Linked DNA regions of Homo sapiens: region 2 is linked to region 1. A link is an interaction called in ENCODE POLR2A ChIA-PET data of the cell type or tissue named here. Cell type or tissue: PC-3. All regions are shown on one strand. Links, peaks and the distances in the headings refer to the core of each region. The heading gives the core; the rest is flanking DNA. Region 1 overlaps SPRED2 (sprouty related EVH1 domain containing 2). Region 2 overlaps AFTPH (aftiphilin).

Region 1 (5,386 bases), core at 96-5,095:
AGGAGGAGGGCTTACCCACTCTCTTCATTTAGCTGGCATTAAAAGGACAGCTCTCAAGTTTCATTAAAGTAAGTGTCAGCTGGCTAAGACGAAACAGTAGGGGGAATGGACAGTCAATGTGGGCTCTACCTATTTTGTAGGTAGAAACCTAATAGTAATGCACAAACCAGAATAAAATAGAAAAGGTACATTTGTGGCAGAGCCGAGAATAGATCCCAAGTGTCCTTGAATTTCATTTTTCAGAACACTTTTAAACTTTTAAACAAGGTTCATTCTCACGGTTCTTTGTTTCAAGTCTCCCCAAAGATCTTCTCTGCCTCTTTCTCCACTCAAGATGGAGAAAGGAGTTCCACGGATTTCATTTGTTTGTTTCCCATGAGCCCCCGATGCTAAGAATGTGTGGAGTGTGAAGAGCAAGTCTTAACATTTGAACATTCCAAAGCTACCAGGGTGGGACCAGTTCAGCTCAGAGAGATTTTGCTACCACTCAGGACAAGCTGGAAATAAACACAAACATACAGACAATATGGTGCACAGAATGCCAACAGGTAAGCAAGAGAGACTGGGGTGGGAGAGGAGGCCATGCTCTTGTGCTCCCTATCCTCCCACCACACCTCCTCCGAAGAAAGAAGACAGCAGCCCACTATGTTGTGGGACATAGGCACCTGCCTTCCCTGTTCCCTACAGTTAAACTTTAGAGGCTGTCAGCTCAGTTTATATTTCAGGGTGAAGAAGGGGAAACGCCCATGGGCTCCAGGAGCCAACCATGTATTTATTATCTGTTGCTGAGGAAAGCATCATGGGAAGAACAGGGCACGGCATTCCATGGGTCCGTTTCAGAGCAGATTCTGGACTGTTTAAATGTGGATAAGCAGTGGCCAGAAGCTTACAAAACAGATTAACTGGGGCATAATGAAGCCATTAATTTATCTGTACAATGTAAAGATAGATGCATTTTTCTTTTTAATTTTATTAATTGTTCTGTATAGGTATCATATTGATTTGATTCATAAATCAAAATACAAAGGCGTACTCCCACCATCCCATCTGCCCCATTCCTTCTCCTACCCAACATGCCAGTGGTACCCATTTCTTAAAGGTTGCTTTGTGTATCCTTCTAGGGTTTATGCAAATATTAATATGTATTCTCTCCCAAACTCATCTCACAAAAAAGGTAGCAAGCACGTTATTCACATGTTCTAGACCTTGCTGTTTATCTCTTCACAGTCTTTCCATATTTTTTTTTTGAGATGGAGTCTCACTCTGTTGCCCAGTCTGGAGTGCAGTGGCGCAATCTCGGCTCACTGCAAGCTCTGCCTCCCGGGTTTACGCCATTCTCCTGCCTCAGCCTCCTGAGTAGCTGGGACTACAGACGCCCGCCACCATGCCCGGCTAATTTTTTGTATTTTTAGTAGAGACGGGGTTTCACCGTGTTAGCCAGGATGGTCTCGATCTCCTGACCTCATGATCCGCCTGCCTCGGCCTCCCAAAGTGCTGAGATTACAGGCGTGAGCCACCATGCCTGGCCACAATCTTTCCATATTGAAACACAACTAATTCATTTCCTTTTATATCTGCACAATATTCCACTATAGGGATGTACCATGATTTATTTAACTAGTTTCTTATTAATGAACATTTAGTGTTTTCCAAACTTTTTGCTGTTAAAAATAATCCTGTGATAAATAACCTTATACATTAGAGTTGCCTTTACATATTAAGATGCTTGTTTACTGCTCTGTAACCATCTAACCATGATACAAAGACAGAAGAAAATCTTGCAACTGTAAACCCATCTGAAATCAAGACAAAGCCCTTCTAAAGAAGAAAAAAGCTACAGAAAAATAAAACCAAATTTAGATTTGTTGGGTCAGGATAATGAATGATGCATACGTGGTAGCACTGGATTGGTATTTGTGAAAGGAGTGATACAGTTTGATTATTTAGGCTGCCCATTCTCCATCCTTATCCTCCTCTTGCCGACCCCCCAAAGCCTCATCACCCATTAAAGCTGCAGCGTCTGACTCTAAGAAATTCTAACAGTGTTCGGTCTCATAGAGGGGGAACACTGTGGCAAAGCAATGACTGATGAGGTGGTAGGTGTTACCTCAGAGGGCAGAAACTCACCCCCTCCTTTCCTGGTCATCGTCTGACCTGAACCCAGATGCCCAGCTGGAGATAAGACTGCATAGAGCCATCTGCACACCAAGGAAAGGAAGGCTGTGTGGGTGTTGGCTGGTCCTTCCATCAGAACACAAGTCCTGGGCAACTCCCTAGGTAACTGTCAAAGCGGCAGTCCTCAGCAGAGACCAAAGAGGAGCCCGGGGGCAGTCCCAGCACTTCTCAGACACAGCCTCCAGCAAAGGGGCAGGAAATTCTAAGCTGTCCACGGAGCTGACTCATACTCTCTTTCCACATGCATCCTGAAGGTTCTATTCTAAGTTTACCAAAGGGAACATGCCTTCAGGCAGAAGCAGAGCACAGAAGTGGTTGTGGCTGGGGCTTCAATTAGCATTTCCTCTGTAACATGTCAAGATCCCACCAGAAGGGCTAAGGAAGGAAGGAGGAGAGAGCCCATCCAGTAAACATCAGCTGAGCCAAATTCCATTGACACCTCTTTTCAGAAGTGCATATGCATCGTTACCTGTGTACACAATGACAGTTTAATTACCCTGGGGTTAAAGTCAAACTACTAAAAGTGAGTAACACTTGTTTGGGCTTTAATTGGAATAAACCAAATGTATAAAGGTATTTTTCAGACAAATTGGAGAAAATAGAACATGGATTTGGTATTAGATGAGATTAAAGAACTACTGTTAATTTTCTTAGGTGTGATCATGGTATTGCGGTTCTTGTTTTAAAGTCCTTATCTCTCAGAAATACATACTGAAGTATTTATAGATGAAATTATATGTCAGGGATTTGCTTTAAAATACTGCAGTCCACCCCCTCCATACAAGAAAAAGTGTGTGTGTGGGGCGGAGGAGACATGAATGACAGCTGGGTGATGAGTACATGGGGTGGGGGCATATACTACTCTATCTCTGTCAATGTTTCACGGTAAAAAGGAAAAAGAGCTGTTAAAATGGCTATATGCCACTGAGACCTCACTAGTGACCAGAACAGGCAGTGTGGCCCCATAGGGGTGACATTGTGTCCTGTGTGATCCTCAGATGATAAGAGTTGGTGACCGCACAAAAGTCAACCCAGTAAGTAACTGCACTCGATTTTTCATTCCATCAACTAACACATTGGTTCTCAAATGTGGCTGCACACTGGAATCACCTGGAGGGGTTACTTTTGTTGTTTTAATTCATGCCTAATTTAATTGTTTGGGGTACAGCCTGAATTTCTGGATTTTAAAAAGTTCCCCAGTAATTCTAATGTACAGTGAAGTTTGAGAGTTAGTACTCTGAGAACCTAACATACCAGTTCAGGAAGATATCAAGGGTAAGCGAATGAGAAAGGACAGGGGCAGCTGGATGCTCTCTGCTCAAGCCTTTCCTGGGACCCCCTTGGCCTGATTATCTGTCTCTCTAGGGCCTCCAAGTCTGGGGTCCAGGCTGAGCATCCCTACATTACCGGTGCAATCAAAGATGACACGAGAGCTATAGTAAAAACTAGGGACTTGGCAAACAGGTTAAAATGAGAAGCTGGACCTACTTTAAAGCCAGATGAGAAGTGACTTTTTACCAATATCAGGATTGCAGTGGATACACCAAGTGTTCCATTGAGTGTTCCCCCTCACCCACCTGAGCATTAAGTGCTAATGTGCATCTTGCTGAGAGCAGCTTATGTTAGCTACAGAAAAACTCCTGTTTTAAGAGGCTGAGGGGTCTTAAGCAGTGAAATTTGTCATAGCTGCTGAGTACTGGGGCCCTAACAGCTGGTCTTATTCAAGCAAAGAGGAAGGAGAATTCTCTTAGGAGGGCAAGCCTCTCCTCACAAAGAGACTGGGGCCATTTTCCTGTGGCAGGTGGCATACTCTGACGAGCAACGATGAGCCTCTGCCTACTTTCTTGTGGCAAAAAGATAGATTCTGGTGTCATTCTCAGAGCCTGGGAGAGGTGGAACACTTGCTCTGTTGAGTCCCCTCATCTGTGTAACTCCTATGACCTTCCCTCCTATGACAACCCTGAAGTGTAATCATGTTTCCATTTTATAGATGAGCGTAATGAGGCTCATGAAACCTTAGTTACTATGCTTGAGTCGACACTGCAATAGAGAGCAGGGCTGGAATCTGACCCAGCCAAACTCCAAGGCACTACACTTTCTCCACAGCAAAGTCCTCTAAGAGATACTTTAGGATAGAATGAACATGGCACCTCTCATTTCCACCTGTAGGAAATAATACAAAGGTTGCTTGGTCACACATCCTCCTAGATGAACCTATTAGTCATCATGAGCCTTGAACTTTGCTTTATCGTGTTCCATGGGGACATGCATTCTTCCTCCACCCACCCCAGCTGGGTGTTGCTTTCCAGCTGCCCTGGCTGCTCTGTCCGTGGCACTATACAAGGAGGTTGAGTGCTTCTTACACACCCAACTCTAAAGTCCTTGCTGAGGATACCAACCTGAGGGTCCTTCCCTTGACCTGCACTCACATATTCAGGTTTGAATTCTGTATATCATAAGGTATAGAGAAACCTGGTGTGCAAGTCAACCTAAGTCAAAAGTCACGTTTTGGACTCTACTCCTTGGATGCAGAGAACCTTCTCTGTTACTGGTCCCATTTGTAGCTATGCAAGCCCCAAAGACAAGGTCGACTCAGGTGCCAGTATCACTTAATACCGTAGGTGTAAATAAGACTAATTTTTTCTCTCTAGACTCAACCTTATAGATCTTAGTCAAGGCTGCGTACTCATCCCCAAACCCCTGTCATTAAAGCTTTTGCCCCAGGAGACTCTACTGGCGTTCCAGAGACGCTGTCAGAAGTCAAAAGCTGTCTGGAACCTTTCTTATGGAACTGCCTTCGAGGCTAGTCAATCATGAATGAGTCAGCCATTAAAAAAAATTCCATCCTTACTGTTAGTTAAACACCATTTTTAAAATTTCAGTGGCTCAAAGCTTGTTCTGGACTTATTTACCAAACTTAGCTCTAATAAACTTAAAAATCTACCTTTACAAGATAAATACTTACTAGTGCCAAGTATGGCCCCCACTTTCTCTCTTTTTTTCTTCTGAAAAGAGTTCCACAAAGGCTTCTGAAAATGTTTCCAGTAAATGGCTGTGAGATCAAGTTGAGAGAGGAGTCTCCTGAGGTGAGGTCATGGCTTTGAAAGATATAACATTCAAATACAGACGTATGTGTTCAGATGCAAAGGTACATGCTCTGAAGTGTTTGCCTTAAAACAACAAAAAATTCAAGCCACGATTATATCTTCTA
Region 2 (5,386 bases), core at 90-5,089, 830 kb before region 1:
CACTTGAAAAGTGAACGTGTGTTGCAGCTCATGTAACTGACATTATATATATATTTTTACTTTTATGTGTCAATTGTATTGACATCAAAACTAGAAAGACAAAATTTTTTGTTGTCACTATTGACAGTGTGGCTTTTTTAGGGTGATCAACTTCAGTATAAAGGTATTTTGCTGCTCATTTTCATTGTTTGCTCATATTTTGTACTATATACACTAATACTGAAACAAGATATTTGCTGCTTGGCATTTTTGTTGGTTATACTGTACTTTCTTGTCTTGTAAAAATCTTTCCCCTTCCAAGTTACTTGGAGGTTTCAGAAACCTTTTTCTGAACCACTCAGAAGCCTTTTTGTAAGAATTTTTATAATTGTAATATTTGCCGTCAATCACGTCTAATATTTTAAGACACTTATAAAATGTTTGATTAACTTGTGATTAATTCACCACTTACTAGTTATGCTACCTTGTAGGATTACTTAACCTCTTTGAGCTTTTATTTCTTCATCTTTAAAATGAAGCATTTCCACCTCATATGATAGTATGAGGAGATAATTGAGATAACTCACGAGTTCTCTTCACATAATATTGGCCCATAGTAAGCACTCAATAAGTATTAATAATGACATTGGTGTAAACATGGAGTGAAAACACGTGGAAGATACTATTTATTTAACAAATGTCATCTTAAATAACATATTATGCAGTTGGTGACTCAGTGACATACAGTTGGTGTCTGATATCTTGGGTTTTTGTTTTTAGGCTGGCAAGTTAATTAGAGGCTCTGCCTGTATTAATTTCTGTTGTGCTAATATGCTAAGAACAAAAGAAAAAACACCCAAAAAGAAAAAACAATTATTTCTGTAGATTTTAAAATTTAGAGCTGTGAAAACAACTGTGATATCATAGCACTCTAAATATATTGAAAACCAAAAAGTTAACTAAAACCCAAATCTTCATGTGGTTCAGAAGAAGGGCTCTTTTCTACTTCTTTATGACTCAAGCAGAAATGTAGGCTGGGCAAATTCATTGACAGTACATTTTGATATGACCTTAAAATTTCCATAAGGATATTATAAAGATTTGGAAGAATTTGAACTACTGTACACCAGGCAACACTTGTAATGTAAATTGATGTTGTTAATGCTTACGTGACATTTTCATTCATTTTTCTAAAGAAAATACGGTTTTTCTTTTTTGTTTTTTCCTTCACTCACCCAAGTGACTAATTATAAACCTCAGACATATTGTGGTAAAAAGATGGTGATTATTTTTTGTCATCCATTAAATATACTTTGCTAATGTCATTGATACTATTGAAGTCATTAGCATATTTCAGATACAGTTGTTTTTCTTCTCCCTTTTATCACCATCCTTCTTTCTACAATATCTTTTCCTTCACCCTCCATCCTGGTCCCTATAAAAATAAGTTTAGAGTGAAGCTGGGTTGTATAATCTAGGTCAGTTTATCTGTCCTTGAAAGATGATGTACACATTGATACAGCTGGGCTGGTACCCTGTAAAGGATGGGAGTTTCTCCCAGTTGAGCAGTGTGTGCTGTATGTTTTTAACTTGTCTGGAAAGAACTCTCGATGTTTGATTCTGGAAAGATTGCTAGAGGGCCTCTTACTTAGAGACACTCCACCCCCCTCAAATGTGAGCCCATGGACCTTTAGGGTGCATGATACTGTGTGTGGATGTTGGGGGTAGGAGGGTACCAGGGATTAACTATTCCTTAGAGGAATACGTAGGGAATACCCTATATATTTCCCACATGTGATGAATCTTTTCCATCCCAACCAAGCACCTTCTAAATTCTTGTGGTTGTTCATCTAACCAAATAGGAGCTACAGGCAGTTTACTTCAAGATACCAGTGAGAACTTCCGGGTTGCATTTTTCTATTTCACTTCAAAACTTCCATCTTTTAACAGACTGGTCACTGGACCCTTGAGCTTGTTTAGAGGTTATGATCTCAGTCCTTCAACCTTGGGCTTCAGATTTAGTTTGTTATCAGCATCCCCCCGCCCCCATGCCCCCAAGCCTATGAAATTATATAGTTATATAAGTCAAGTTTTATATTTTCTAGGGATTGGTTAGAAAAACTGGCAATAAAGTCAACTTCATGTATCTTTAGTGTGGTTATGCATATTTTTCTTAAGTGACTTATTCTTTCAGTGACCTTTTAAAATATAGAGTCATATGAATGTTTGTGCCAACTAAGCAAACATTGACTTAGGTTTTGTTACAGATAGGTTATTATTTTAGCCACAGAGTTGGTGAAAGTTAAAATATAATGGTAGTTGATCATTTACTTAGTGCACAGAATGTGCCAGGTACTGAAGGTCTGGTATAGTTTTAGTACATATTATCAAACAGTTTTCCGAATATCTGTACCAGTTTATACTTCCACCAGTAAAGTGTGGGAATCACAGTTTCTCCACATCCTTACCAAAAGTGGCTGTGGAGAGAATAATTTTAATTTTAGTCATTCTGGTAGATGTATAGTGGTATTTTATTGTTGTTTTAATGTACATTTTTCCCTGATGACTTTTTATATGCTGTTGGCTATTTGGATATCCTGTCTTGTGAAATACCTGTTCAAATATTTTGGCCATTTTTCTGTTGGATTGTTCCACATTGACTTGTAGGAATTCTTTCCATATTCTGGATATGAGTTCTTTGACAGTTACATGTTTTGCACATATCTTCTCCCAGGCAATGGCTTTCTTGGTTTTTCACTCTATGGTATTCTTTTGATGAAGAGAAGTTTTAAATTTTAATGCAGTCCAATATATCAATCTTTTCTGTAATCAGTGTTTCTGTTTCTTGTTTAAAACATTTATGCCTTTCCTAAGGTCATACAAATAATCTCTTCTGTTATCTTCTGGAAGGCTGATTGCTTCACCTTTCACATGTAGGCCCATGAACTATCTGGAGCTTATTTCTGTATAAGATGTTAGAATCAGATATTTTTTTTCCTGCCTGTGTGGTTATCCAGTTAATCCAGCATCATTTGTTGAAGAGTCTATCCTTTCCCCACCACACTGCAGTGGCATCTTTATCACAAGACCATGTGACTTTAAAGCAAGTCTTGATATCAGGTAGTTTAAGTCCTCCAACTTTGTTTTTCTTGAGAAACTATTTTTAAATGGCCAAATAGTCTCAGACAGTTGTTGGCCCCATTCCTTCCTTCTGCCTTCTCAAGCCCATCTTGCCTTTTGACCCCAGAGCTTACAACTTACAGACTCATCATCTCTTCTTTTCCATGACCATTTCAGACTAGAGGTTAGAATTCCATAAGCAAGTGCAGCTTCTCTTTTGGTGGAAGATTAATACAGAATCACCTTCACCTGTTGTATGCCCTGCCATCCTGGCTACTAATCTGGCTTGGGGCTTAGGTTCCATTGCTGACTGCTATTGGGCTTCTAAACTGTTTCCCTGACCCCTTTATATTGGACCTTCTATGCCAGAATTCCCAAACCCAAAACCCTCTGATTTTCCTGGTTCGTAGCCCTGAAAGTCGGCTTCAGTTTGCACTTCTATTAATTATTTTTATTCACCTATATTGTCCCCTAATCTCCTGATAAGGATGTGATTTCTCATAGATAAATCTCCAAAGTACAGGAAGCCCACCCAAATTCTCTATCTCTATGCTCTGACTACTAGGATATCCTGTTTGCTACCCAATTATGAGACCCTCCTGTCAACTGTTTTTGTATACAGTGGCTTGCAAGACAATAGCGGCATTATTTATTTGCTCCCCTCTAACAGGTCTTAGAATAAGTAGACATAAAAATGGCAAGTTACACACATGCATGCACACACACACATGCTTGCTTGTTTGTACAGGTTATAAAGAAATTAGATGACTATTTGGGACTCCTTGTGGTGTGGATGGAGAAAGTAGTCCATTACGAAGGATGAAGAAACATTTGTTCTGTTTGTTGTGTGCCAGACACAGTACTAAAGTAGCTTATCTATCCTTTTTTTCCCCTGTTGAGCAGGAACAGCTATTTAAAGCCCATATTTTATGTGTTAAAGTGGATTATAGAAATGAAACTTTATTTGTAAATTCATTATACAAGTAATACTTCAATTAACATGAAACTTCTTTTAAGTAGAGTTGGCCTAGACACAGGAATTTTCTGGAAAGTTTTGAGTCTCCCCTACACTGATTGGTTCAAGGACACTTAGAAGCAGTGGCACTCTCTTAGGTTTCTAAAGGGTAAGTTGGGTCAGAGCCAATACCTGCTGCAGGGGATCATGCAGCAGCGCAAGTTCTCGCCATCAATTGGTGACCCCTTTTTGAGAAATATGAAAATGTTTTTACTCTAGAAGGCCAATAAAGCCTGTCTCACCTATAATGGAAAATAGAGTACCTTGCAAAGGTATGACAGGAAGAAAAACTTGCGGAGTTGTTGCTTTGGTTACAGAGTTTCTGATTCAGATCTTTGTATTTGCATTAATGTCTGAGTTTGGAATAGGTTGTGAACCAATAAATTATTTCATTTTTAAAGAGTAAAAGTTTTGGAAAAAAGCAATAGGTTAATCACAGATTAGGCTAGGAAAAAAAAGCCATCACACATAGTTCTTTGAAAGTAAGGTATTATGAGCATGTAAAATGGTACAGCTACTCTGGAAAAGAGTTTGGCAGTTTTTTACATAACTAAACATGTACTTACCATGATACCCAGCAGTCACACTCTTGAGCATTTATCCTAGATAAATGAAAACTTACATGCCCACAAAAACCTGTATATGGAAGTTCCTAGCATCCTTATTATACATACTATTTATATATACTATTATTATGTATATACTGTTTATACTATTAGTGTTTATGTATGTACACACACACTATACATATGCAGTTTATAATAGTAAGATACTGGAAACAACCAAAATGTCCTTCAGCAGGTGAACAGTTAAACAAACTGGTATATCTGTACAATGGAATGCCACCAGCAGTAAAAAAAAAAAAAAAAAAAAAAAAAAAAAAAAAAAAAAAAAAGACCTGACCTATTGTTACAGGCAGCAACCAGAATGGACCTCGAGGACATTACACTGAGTGAAAAAAATTCAGCCTCAAAGGGTTGCATACATAATATCCTTTCAAAGGACAAAATTGTGGCGATGGAGAACAGATTAGTGGTTGCAAGGGGACAGGGATGGAGGTGGAGTGGGGGCAGTTCTGTGTCTTGATAGTGGTGGTAGTTACACAAATCTGAATAGAGGATAAAATTGAGCAGAACTATACACAAACACAAACGCAAGTTTTTTTTTGTTTTGTTTCGTTTTGTTTTTTTAATGGGATGGAGTCTCACTCTGTCACCCAGACTGGAGTGCAGTGGCACGATCTCGTCTCACTGCAACCTCTGCCTCCCGGGT

What was found. ChIA-PET counts read pairs that join two places held together with the same protein. Peaks named below come from ENCODE experiments on the same cell type or tissue, not always from the same donor. Only the 100,000 strongest peaks of a DNase experiment are listed, where the experiment ranks them.
Region 2: POLR2A ChIA-PET joins it to region 1 with 6 read pairs; 1 of 35 experiments calls an interaction of 5 or more read pairs at or near these places.

The regions. Positions count from the first base shown.
Region 1 is chr2:65,375,486-65,380,871 of GRCh38, forward strand. All of the region lies in intron 1 of SPRED2 (sprouty related EVH1 domain containing 2), which reads right to left. Among named protein-coding and RNA genes, the nearest start is that of SPRED2, 54 kb to the right of the region's middle. RefSeq lists an enhancer at 2,239-2,820. In PC-3, for the core only: no CTCF peak of the experiment used is centred there; a DNase peak (open chromatin) is centred at 2,396; H3K4me3 peaks cover 468 bases; H3K27ac peaks cover 2,131 bases.
Region 2 is chr2:64,540,604-64,545,989 of GRCh38, forward strand. All of the region lies in intron 1 of AFTPH (aftiphilin), which reads left to right. All of the region lies in intron 6 of LOC105374773 (a long non-coding RNA gene), which reads right to left. Among named protein-coding and RNA genes, the nearest start is that of MIR4434, 18 kb to the left of the region's middle. In PC-3, for the core only: no CTCF peak of the experiment used is centred there; DNase peaks (open chromatin) are centred at 1,918, 2,218 and 2,568; H3K4me3 peaks cover 889 bases; H3K27ac peaks cover 3,411 bases.